2 separate regions of the Homo sapiens genome follow, and region 2 is linked to region 1. A link is a contact called in ENCODE Hi-C or POLR2A ChIA-PET data. All regions are on one chromosome and are shown on one strand. Each heading gives the region's core, a stretch centred on a gene start or an enhancer-like site at or near the end of the contact. The rest is flanking DNA. Distances are from core to core; before and after follow the strand shown. Region 1 overlaps LGSN (lengsin, lens protein with glutamine synthetase domain). Region 2 has its middle 27 kb from the start of LGSN.

Region 1 (6,115 bases), core at 1,859-4,358:
ATAAATTCAAGACATCTAATACACAGCATTGTGGCTATAGCTAATAATATACCTTCTTGAAAATTCTAAGAAAGCAGATGTTAAGTGTTCTCATCACCAAGTGATAAGTATGTGAAATAATGCATATTTAATTAGCTAGATGTAACCATTCCATAATGTATACATACTTTAAAACATTTTGTGGTATACATACATACAATTTTATCTGTCAGTTTAAAAAATTAAAGGAAAACGCCAAAAAAACCCCACTAGACAATCTTATAAAAATGGGCAGTTTTAAAAAGACACTTCAAAAAAGAAGATATTGAAAAAAATTGTGTCAATCCAGGTGACAAAAGATGGAAAATGGAAGAGCTTTATTTTTTTCTTTTTGAGATAGAGTCTTGCTCTGTTGCCCAGGCTGGAGTGCAATGACGAGATCTCGGCTCACTGCAACCTCTGCCTCCCAAATTCAAGCAATTCTCCTGCTTCAGCCTCTGGAGTAGCTGGGATTACAGGCACCCGCTACCACACCCGGCTAATTTTTGTATTTTTACTAGAGGCGGGGTTTCACCATGTTGGCCAGGCTGGTCTCAAACTCCTGACCTCAGGTGATCTACCTGCCTCGGCCTCCAAAGTGCTGGGATTACAGACGTGAGCCACCGCGCCCGGCCAGAAGCGCTTATTTTTAAATGGTAAATCACTTGAAAAGAATTGCCACGTGTATTTAACTCTTTCTACTTTCTCGTATGCTACTTTCACATTTTTACTATTATAATGAAGGTGGCACTGAACATACATGACGTATCTTGGATTATTTTCTTAAACCAAGTTGCTAGGAGTAGGAATACAAGGTTAATAGGTACGGATATTTTTAAAGTAATTAATACAAGTTTGTGATGTAGTCTTTGAAATAACACTTCTGTAAATATTTTAAGCACATTTTCTTTCTTTTTTCTTTGAAGAACACACTTAAAGGTAACTGAAGGCACATTCTTTCCTCTTTGACATATTCTTTTAAGTTTGATAATTATCGATCCCTTTTTCCACTATTTCTAACAGAGGTTAAAACTTGATGAAATTTTGATTTGCTTGTTTGCGTTTTCATGCACCTCTCTCATTAACAAAATCAGATGTTTGGTAAATGCATTAATGCCTACACCTCGGACTATAACTATTATATAGGGGTCAAAAAAAGTTTTTTTTTTTTGTATTGACATTAAAAAGGTAACTGTTAGAGAAAATTAAAACTAAATCAATAAAATCATTGATATTTAGAACCTAAATAACTCATTATTATATTGGAAAGAAATTTATTAGGTCAAATTAGGGTCTACATTTAATGCTTGGCAGTATTCCTTTAGGTTAAGCGTTTTTTAGTTAATTTGATCAAGTCACTGAGTTGAAATGCAAAATGATAAACTTATATTAAACCATATAAACACCATTTCAAAAGAATCACCATGGTGAGAAAAACATGAATTATGAAAATGTCTTGTAATGAACTTGAATGTAAGAGGAAACATTTTTTATGGCCATTCCCATGTATGAGACAAAAAGCCATCTGACGAAACGATAGTGGAAACATTTTTGAATTGTGAAAAGCTGCTCTGGTGAAAATATCAAAAGAATGAAAATCAACCTGTTGTAGCAGAAATTTGGGATTGTCCAAATTAAGCATGAATTAAATGTATATATTTATGCCATGCAATCAAAATGAAACTGCATATCTGTACTTACGCTCATGATTCTTCCAGCCTGGTTTACCTCACTCCCTATCTTCAGCTGAAATGCGCCCTCTTCTGTTTAAGGTTAGCCTATCTGAAGACTGAAATACTCTGCCTGTGTAGTAACAGCATTACTGTAGAGTCCAAGCCAGGCTATTTGGATCACACTGCCCCACTCTAAGAATCCTCGGACTGCTTGATATGCCTTCATGATTCTGAGAGGTTCCCCTATTTTATTGTGTTTAGAATCTGGAGCTTCTTAGATAAGGGAATAGTGCCTGACCCAATGAAAGTCACCTCTAGGCTGGCCAGGGCCTGTGAGGTAATCTAGAATGAGTTATCTTTCCACCAGAAATCCTCAGTAATGCATAGTGCCCAGGCAATATTTGTGGCTGACCTCTGTTTAGTACTTACCATGCATCAGGCATTGCTTTTCCAACATAATGGTGCCACCAGGGAGAGCTGCACCACTGAGTACTTGATAAATGGTCAAATATTTCTAAACTGATTGGTAAACAGTGGCTAACAAGAGCCTCTTAATGGTCCACTCTACCCAAACTTTTCTACCTGTCCTAGTATTTCCCTGGGGCTCTTGGACCTGTCCACAGCCCATCAATTAAAGAGTTAAAGAACTAGTACCTGGCCCTACAGGCCCTCCAGGACCTTGCTACAGCTTCCTAGCACCCCAGCAATGGTTGGGAGGATATCCTGGTGACAGTGTTCATTAAGAGTGTGCCAAGTACTTGGTGCTCTGGAGCCAACTGGCTGGGTTCAAATCTGAGCTTTGTCACTTATGAGACTTGTGAGCTTGGGTTAGTTGATTAGTCTTTCTTTGACTCAATTTTTCTCATCTCTGAAATAGGATGGTAATGTATTTATCACATGGGATATTTTTCAGACTAAATAAATTAAGACAAAGCATTTAGAAGAGATCTAGCACATAATAGGCACAATATAAGTGTTGGTTATTTTTATTAGATGTACTAATGGCTAAATATTTTTACCATCACCCTTTAGTACCACACTAGATACCACTGTTGGGGAAAAGACAGGTGGTCACTGCTGATACAGTTGTGCCTCATATCTCTAGAGCTGCTGCATATTCTGAACAGCATTCCGGTAGTTTTGAGACCTAGTTGTGTGGTAGTTGAGAAAGTTTATTTCTTTACTTCTTACCTTACATTTTAAATCAATTGGCAGTATTTAACAATCATGAAATTTCAAATAAAAATCCAGATTTCTGGCATGTTTTGAAAATTTGTAAAACTGGCAACACGAGGGCCACGTTTTAATATGGCAACAATTGTCTGGACTCCTGTGTTGGCTCCTTCCTGGGAAGGGCTATCAACTACTGCGTTCGCCCTCCAGCCCATTGTGTTTTTTTGTAATCTGTCTGCTATTTGAGTTTGCTCTCCTTGAACTAGGCTAACCTGAGCATATCTCTTTCTTTACAACATGGAGGCCCTTAACTGCCACAGCAACACTTTATTGCCTCTACTAGATTGTAATATTCTTTGTGAATCATGTTTTATGTTTTGTTTATTTTTATGTCTTTGATTTTGCCTTATCCATAGTAGGTTACAACTTCACTCTTGGGACTAATGAAGGTTAAACTGGTGGTGATGTGAATTAAGATGGGTTTTGCTTTTATACAGAAAAGAGTTATAAAAATACAATTGAAAAAGAATATATAATTGAAGAAGTTGAACAAGTTTTATGAGTTACACAGATCACACTATATAATAAAAACAGAATTCCATTTAAGTCAATTATCAAGCTATGGTGATGTAGGAAGCACCTCAAATAAAATACTTAGATTTGAATTCCTATTCTTCCTCAGATATGACCTTGAACAAATTACCTAACCCCTGTGGGTTATTTCTGCTTTGGAAAAAATGTAGGTGATAATAAATATTCCCTGTATGTTGTGGGTATTAGATGAAATATAAAATATTGTCTGGATATGGCAATGCTTTTAAAATGTTAATATTTTTATAGGTATTATTTTAAAGACTTTATTTTTTTGTTGTTGAGACAGAGTCTCACTCTGTTGCCCAGGCTGGAGTGCAGTGGTGCGATCTTGGCTCACTGTAACCTCCACCTCCTGGGTTTAAGCGATTCTTATGCCTCAGCCTCCCAAGTAGCTGGGACTACAGACACCAAATTAGCCATCAAATCTGGCTAATTTTTTGTATTTTTTGTAGAGATGGAGTTTTGCCATGTTGCCCAGGCTGGTCTTGAACTCCTGGCCTCAAGTGATCCACCCACCTCAGCCTCCCAAAGTTCTGGGATTACAGGCGTGAGCCACCCCACCTGGCTGGATATTATTTAAAAGACTTTAGGCAAATTAAATTTAACAGAGTTTGATTGAGCAAAGAATGATTTGAGAATTGGGCCTCCCTGAGAACCAAAATAGGTTCAGAGCGACTCTGGAGCTGCCACATTGTTGGATAACATTTATGGACAGAACAAGAAAAGTGATGTACAGAAGACAATAATGAGTCACAGAAACAGCTGAATTAGTTACAGCTGGGAGTTTCCCTTATTTGAACATGGTTTGAACAGTTGGCTGCCTGTGATTGGCAGGCATCTGAAATTCTAATTGGTACAGGAGTAGGTTATAGTCTGTTTATAAAGTTCTAGGCCAAACTTAAGATATGTAAGGAGGTAGCTTTATGTAAACAATTCCTCCCTTTGGGTCAACCTCTTAAGATTGAGAGGTTGACTGAAACCTTAGGCATTGACGTCACTCTCACACCATTGTAAATGGACTTATTTGGTCTCAAATTCCACTGGGAAATAGCAGTACAGTGGATTTTGTAAGGTGGGAATATGGAAACAGAATGAGAGAAAAATAACCTGATTGTTTACTTTAGGTTAATTTTTTGTAAGGGTTAGAGCAGAGGGGACCTCTTTATTATGCTGGGATCTCCTGTTTTCAGAAGAAAAAAAAACTGTACTGTTTTGGAATCTATCTTCTTCCTTAAAGTTTCACTGTGATTATGTTGTATTAGCATGAGTGATTTTGTTTTGATTTGGTCTGTTCTGTTGGGGTCTAATGCAAGAGTTCAGTCCAGAACAATGGTCTTCCATAATTTTGTTTAACAATTCTCTTCTTTTGGTCAGGTTCTCACCTAGATGAGAGTGTGACCAAAACTTAGGGCTTTGGTGCTACTTCCTATTACCATTATTTTGGGTTTTCTGTCTTAGCACATTATTGATAGGTTATAGTGTCTTCACGATCAGGCATTTCTTTGAGATTTTGTCATTCCAGTCAAAGATACCATCTGACATTCTACACATGGCTGTCTGCAAACATTTAAAACTTTGGAGAGAATATAGCATACCAGGGAGAATACTATTGTGACTGTCAGAATGATAATGATAATGACTACTATAGTGACTGGCAGGAGCATACCAAGAATTTGGAGTATGCTCCTTAGCCAAGGTTCCTATTAGTTCCTATTAATCAACTAAAGTTAAATAGATCAAAGAATAAGCCAGATGAAAAGTCTACATGTTTTAATTAAGCAGCCTGTTCATTAATCTCTTGTAACTGAATCTCTACAAAACCCAGTGTATTTATTCATGTACAATAAGAAGTGTAAGCCACTGCACAGATTTCTCCCTGTTCAGCCTGTAGGTAATCTAGAGCAATTTTATTATCTAGCACAACTTTAGCAAGAGAATTTAAAGAAGTCTGCTGCACAGCCACAGGTTTTGCAGTAAAATCTGCTGTACAGACTACTGTAAGGGATACATTTCTAATCATTACCTCATTTACTCCAAGCCATAGAAAAAGGGAACTAACAAATGATGCCCATCTAGAAAGGTGAAGGCCTCTTGGCAATGTTTTATTTAACCTAGGATGTACGTTAAAAGAAGTGGACTGATGTTCTGTTTCTGACTGATTATGGAGTAACAAAGGTGTCATTAAAATTCCTAGCCTACACTGGCCCTTCATCTTGCATCCATCAAGAGATAAGGTTGCTCATGTATAAGGTTGTCTGTGAAATCTAACACAAATAAAAATATACTTCACACACATAGGCCCCTTTTCCCACTGTGTTGTTCCAAGAGGCATAAGCAAGGCAAAAGTTAAGAAAGGTTAAGAATCTCACGATGGAAGAGAAGTCTTGTTCCATGATCTTGGGAAAGCTTTCTATGTCTAGGATGCCATCTGCTTCAAGGGAGAAAGTTCTCTGGTTAGCTTTACCTTAAGGTCTCTAACAAGTGTTTGGTTTCAAGAGGCTGGATGGGCCAGACTCAAGGTTCAAGGTCCCAGTATTTTACTGCAGTGTGAGTGGCAAGGGAAGTCTTTCTCTGATGGTGTTTCCAGAAGGCCCAGTCTCTAAGTTTTAGACCATGAAGGGTTTGACTGTACCCAGTCAGTGGATCATAAAAAGCTC
Region 2 (6,115 bases), core at 939-3,438, 41 kb before region 1:
TTATCCCTAAATGCCACCAGAATGCGTTGAGAAGTGGATTGTTCCCAGTCTCCGTAGAAGGACTCAGCCTACCCAACACCTTGATTTCAGTCTTATGATAACTTGAGCACAGAACTCAATCACGTCGTTAGTACATCTCATCTACAGAAGCTGTGCTATCATAAATTTGTGTTATTTTAAGCCCTTTTTATTGTAAGACTCTGGTTCCTGTTTCCTTGCTGGTTGTTGGCCAAGGGCACTTTCAGCTTCCAGAGGCCATCTGCATTCTTTGCCATGTGGTCCTCTCCATCTTCAAAGCCCGTGGTGGAAAAACTCTCCCTTGTCGAATTGCAATCATAGTTTGAATCTCTCCAACTTCCCTGTTGCTGACCTCTAAACACAGATTAAAGGGTTTGTGATTAGGTCAGACTTTCTTAGAATGTTTCTCAACCTTAACTGATTTGAGGCCATAGCCACATCACAAATCTTTTCACAGCAACACCTAGATTAATGTTTGATTGAATACCTAGGAGAAGGTGTTTTTGCACCAAGGGTTGGGAATTTAGGGGCCTTTTTAGAATTCTACCAACCATGTTTCTCATCAGCTACAAATATTTCCTAATTTAGCCCCCAGTCTCCAGTCTCTGCCTTAATACTCTCACAATTTACATTACAGAGTGGCTTCTTAATGAATCATTCCAAAGCACAGTTCTGATTAAGTTTATTATCTTACTTAAGTCAATAACAACAAAACAACCAAAAGTTTGAGGGCAGCCTATGGCATGTAAGAAGCTCTTTGAAAATCAAGGTCTAAAGGACTCCTGTTTCTCTTCCTTTCTTCATGCATCATTAAATTGAGTATTCACCTTGTTTTTCTGTGCACAGTAAGCTCAGTGCTTTGACTTCTGCCCCCTTTTCCTTATCTTCAACTTTACAGGAACAATTCTCGATTGCTTGAAGGCTGCATTCCAATGCTAACTCTTCCAAAGAACTTTGCATTAACTTGTTCCCCTTTGAAAGCCTTTACTACGTAGTTTTAAAAATCTATACTTCTGGCCAGGTGTGGTGGCTCATGCCTGTAATCTCAGTGCTTTAGGAAGGCGAGGCAGGAGGATTGCTTCAGGCCAAGATTTCGAGACCAGCCCGGGCAACACAGCAAGACCCCACCTCTATTTTAAAAAAGCAAAAAAAAAAAAAAAAAAAGTAAAAATCTTCATTTCTAGTGTAGTTAGTATCCTACTTTGGGTTAAGATACTAAATAATGCTCCATGACTCCTACCAAACACAGATTACTGTAGGCCAGATGTGCAATAAGATGTTGTCTCTCTTCAACATCTACTAGTGCCTTGTAGAGATGATATGTTCCAAAATATTTGTTGAGCCGTTAACTAAAAAATCAAAATAGAAACTAGAATGCCATGCGCACCAAGAGCTCGTAGACCTGCATTGTGAATGCTTAATTACATTTCCATATATTTTTTTTTTTCTTTTGAGACAGAGTCTAACTCTGTCGCCCAGGCTGGAGTGCAGTGGTGTGATCTCGGCTCACTGAAACCTCCGCCTCCTGGATTCAAGCAATTCTCCTTCCTCAGCCTCCCGAGTAGCTGGGATTACAGGCATGCGCCACAGCTCCCAGCTAATTTTTGTGTTTTTAGTAAAGACGGGGTTTTGCCATGTTGACCAGGCTGGTCTCGAACTCCTGACCTCAGGTGATCTGCCCATTTCTGCCTCCCAGTCCATACTTTTATATTAGTCTGTTCTTTCTTTTGTGGCTGCTAGTTTTCAAGGTCATTGTCTCCTGAGCTGCTGTATTTACGTTAGACTATATTCTTCAGCTCTTGGCTAATATTGAATGACTAGCTTATTTATGCTTTCTTTTGTTATAAATCAGTGGTTTTATTTGTTTTTTTCTTACTTGGAGAAAGGAGTTTCTCCTCCAATTTTAAGAAAATTTTCAAGAGCTAGAAGCAGACTTGATCTTATATCTTATTTTCTTATTCACACAATTAACCTTTTTCTAATATTAGGAATATTTCCCTACAAGTCATTCCTGACTAATGGACTCTGCTGTATGAGTCATATATGACTTAGCAAGCATTTTGGATTTTTAAATAAGTTACCGCTTATTTAAGCAGGCTGCAGAAACATTAGTCATTGTGAGATTCAGCTTACATGTTTTCACTTAGTGACTAATTGAGTATAAGAATGGAACAGATATTTACGTGGTAATTTTCCAAATTTTCAAAAGACTTTGGCATCAGTTATCTTATTTCATGAAATGTGTCACTGTAAGATAAGCAGTTCCTTATCTTAGAGACCTCTCTAGCCTTTTAAGCATACTGGAAAAAGCCATCTTGGAAAACAAATGAATGAATGAAAGAATGAATGAGTGAATGAACTGATGGAATAATGATGGATTAGAAAAGACACTGAAGCAGGAAAGTCATAGACCTTGAAATTATATGTCTGAACAGTAAATTAGACCTTATAACTTAACTGAAGAGCACAAAGAAGACCTAAATCAATAGTAAACCATATTATTATAACCCTCCAAATTGTAAAAATGTCAATTTCCCCCAAATATTTAGTTAATGCAAATTCAAAGTACTTTGGAGTTCTTTTTTTTGTTTTAAAAAAGACTGGTTTTAAAATTAATCAGTAAGGAAAAATACATAAAACTAAGAAATTTTGAAAAGAAATAATGAAGTAAGATTTGCCCCATGAATTGTTTTTCCCTCTCCTACTCACCACTCATTCTCAGTTCCTCACTTCTGACACCAGATGGGTAGGATTTATTTTTCCCCACATACTAATTCTCCAGCAAACATCAACTGGGTGTCTCTGGTGGCACAGAGCTTCCAATCCCTTGAAATTTCCTGGATGATAGGAGTGCCTCTTGTTCTAATGAGGCAACTTTTGGTGGGCATCTGAATGGAGGCTGGTAACCAGAAAGACTAAGCCATGATTTGAAGACTGGAACTTTCATACTTCGCCAGGAGATGCTACCCCTCTCAGCTTCTCCATGTGTTCAGCAGTCCATAGGTCTCCCAATTCATTGTTTAGGGATTTTTATGGAGGCTTTTTCAAGAAGGCATGACCGAGCATTAACTCAATCTCCAGCTTCTCTCCTCTTTCAAAAGGATGGTGGGGTGAGCTCGAAAGTTCCAGGCCTATAATTCAATTCAGTTCTGGTAATATCTACCTAGAGTTAGAGTCACATCCTATAGGTTAAGGGCTCAGTCTCACAGGATTGCCCCCACTTCAGAGGCCAACTGCAATCTGGGAACTTCTGACCGGCTGGCTATGAATTGGGATTCACATGACTCCCTCCTTAGGTTAAATCATTTAATCATTTACTAGAGTGGCTCACAGAACTCAGGAAAGCACTTTACTTTTTTTTGCCAGTTTATTATAAAGGATATTATAAAAGATACAGATGAACAGCCAGATGCATTAGGCAAGATATGGGGGAAGGGGTACAGAGTTTCCACGTCCTCTCCAGGGCTCAGCATCTCCATGTGTTCCGCAGTCCAGTTGCTCTCCAAACCCATTGTTCAGGGATTTTTACGGAAGCTTTTTCAAGAAGATATGATCAATTATTAACTCAATGTCCAGCTTTTCTCCTCTTTCAGGACGATGGTGGGGTGGGCTCAAAAGTTCCAGGCTTTAAATCATGACTTAGTCTTTCTGGTTACCAACCTCCATGCAGACGCCCACCAAGAGTTGCCTCATTAAAACAAGAGACACTCCTATCACCCAGGAAATTTCAAGGGATTGGGAGCTCTGTGTCAAAGACCTTATTAGAACGAAATATTCACCTAGCACCCCTATTGCTCAGGAAATTAGAAGAGTTTTAGGAGTTATGTGCCAGGAACCGGGGACAGAGACCAAATAGATATTTCCGATGTCACAATATCACAAAAGTATACTTTAAATTTTTGGTAAATAAAACAATGCAGAATTAGTGTAAATTCAACAAATGCATCAACAGAATGGAATATAGAATCCAGAAACAGACCATTTAGTTTTGAAAATTTAGTTTATGAAAAGGATGGTCTTTCAGTAAGTGGGAGAAAATTTTTAAGTAAAAGATATTGGACCAAAGAGTGTTGGTTGGCCCATTCTTTGCTGCTTCTGTGGTTATGGAACCCATGATTTCTAGCTGAACAAATGGCTGCCCACAGTAGACAATACTTCCTAATCTTTCTTGGAGTAAGGTCGCCATGTGATTAATTCTAGACCAGTGGGATGTAAGCAGAAGGTTGTAATCTTAAAGTGAGGGGCATGACCACCTAACAGGGCTTTCCTGCTGCCTGAAATGAGAACATGATATCTGCTACCTATCGTTATCTTGGCTCATATGGAAAATGCAATGGTTGTGATTGGTGGAGTAATAAGACATAAAGAAAAGGGATCTCTGACACTTCTAGTGACCTCCCAAGACAGGTCTCATCATGAAGATACTGTGTCTTTGGAATACACTACAAATCTTGAATTGCCTGTCTTTAAATTTTATTTTTGGCGGAAAATAAAATTCTAGTTAGTTTAAGCTACTATTATTTTAGATTTTCTGTTATTCCCAAATGAACCCAATCTTAGCTGACACAGATGTGAGGTTATTGAATACGCATTTAAAATTTTAAATTTACAGAAAAGTAAAAGAGAAGAAATAAAAAAGAAACCACCTTACTAAAATCTGTTAAAGAGGAAACAAAGAATTACCCAACCCAAAACATATATTTCTGAGTCTAGGTTTCATCCTTCTATTGCTAATGTTTTTAGCATTAGCATAATAATATTGCTAATAATTTTTTAAAGGAATATTTATTTTTTTTTGTGGGATAATGGTGTCAGCTCCAAAAGTGCAATTGTAAATCTCTTATTTAGGTCATAGAATTATTTTCCTTTAGAAATTAAGTTATAAACAATGATTGGGTTTCCTGTGAGCCAATGCTATAGAGGACAATGGTAGATTTTGATGAACACATAAGACTTTAAACCAAAATACTGATAGTGGTATGCATTTCTAACATAATCACATTATCACATTGTAAGTTTACAGTATTATGTGTGCTTATAGTATCTTAACTATAAATGCTATTTATTCCTTTGCCAAATATCATTCTATGAGTATTTTTTTCTGTACTACAACTTTTTGTTTTCCTTTGGGCTAATAACAGGTTTTTTTTTCTTTTTCTTTTCTATTTACTTGTCTTTCTATATACTAATAATCAATTTGGCCCTAAACTCTCAGCCAGTTGTCTAAATCTCCTCTTCATACATTCAGACCCACCAGGCATTCTTACAATGTCCACCATTCTGAAGAATCTCTCCCAGGCCTTCAGAACTGCTTTCCTCTAGAATGATTTCTCTGTGGGCCTTGTATACAGCCATCATCATGGGAACTCTTTTCACTTCTTCTATAAGTAGGATCTGTTGTTTCTTGAACTGCATGATTTCTTCTTTTTTAGTTTACTTTCTTTGTAGAGGAGCACATCTTCTAGTAACCTCCTCAGAAAGGCTTCATAATGACAATACTGTGTCTTCAGAATATCTTGGTATATCCTCACATTTGTTTGATAGTTTGACTGGATAGATAGTTTTGGATTTGAAATTGCTTTTCCTCAGAATTTCAAAAGCAACTTACATTTTCTTCTAAACTACAGCTTCGTTACTGAGAAGTCCAAGCCATGCTTATTTCTAGCCCTTTATCACTGTATTCATTTTCTACTACTGTGTAACAAGTTTACCACTAATTTAGGGACAACACCTATTTATTATCTCATAGTTCTATAACTTGGAAGTCAGGGTGAGTTTTCTTCTTTTAGGGTCTTACAAGGCCAAAACCAATGTTTTGATTTTGGGCTGGGCTGTCATATGGAGGTTATGGGGAAGAATGTATTTCCAAGCTCTTTCAGATTTTTGACCAAATGTGGCTTCCATCTGTAGGACTCAGGTCCCTGTTTCCTTGCTGGTGGTTCTCTGGGGGCTGCCCTCAGCTTCTAGAAGTTGCTGTCATTGTTTGTCATGTGGCCTCCTCTGTCTTCAAGCCAGCAATGGTTCACTGAATCCTAGTGGCTTCCTACCTCTCTGAATTTCCCTTCTGCCAGCCAGAGAAAACTGCTTTTAAAAGGCT

What was found. A loop is a pair of places that touch in the nucleus more often than their neighbours do. ChIA-PET counts read pairs that join two places held with the same protein, here RNA polymerase II (POLR2A). Pooled maps may share reads with other maps.
Region 2: a map of PC-3 shows a loop between it and region 1 (2.8-fold over the local background). The contact joins two enhancer-like sites. A Hi-C loop is called at or near these places in 2 of 168 maps with a recorded cell type or tissue (Calu3 and PC-3), 7 of 37 single-sample maps with no recorded cell type and 7 of 50 pooled maps. POLR2A ChIA-PET finds 5 or more read pairs at or near these places in 1 of 52 experiments (OCI-LY7).

The regions. Positions count from the first base shown.
Region 1 is chr6:63,303,689-63,309,803 of GRCh38, reverse strand. The region is part of intron 1 of LGSN (lengsin, lens protein with glutamine synthetase domain); the gene reads left to right. Among named protein-coding and RNA genes, the nearest start is that of LGSN, 13 kb to the left of the region's middle. Within about 2 kb of position 3,108, at least 2 of the 41 ENCODE cell types and tissues checked have a DNase peak (open chromatin) inside an H3K27ac peak, as active enhancers do.
Region 2 is chr6:63,343,809-63,349,923 of GRCh38, reverse strand. It overlaps a transcript of LGSN not described here. Among named protein-coding and RNA genes, the nearest start is that of LGSN, 27 kb to the right of the region's middle. RefSeq lists an enhancer at 1,594-2,793. Within about 2 kb of position 2,188, at least 3 of the 41 ENCODE cell types and tissues checked have a DNase peak (open chromatin) inside an H3K27ac peak, as active enhancers do.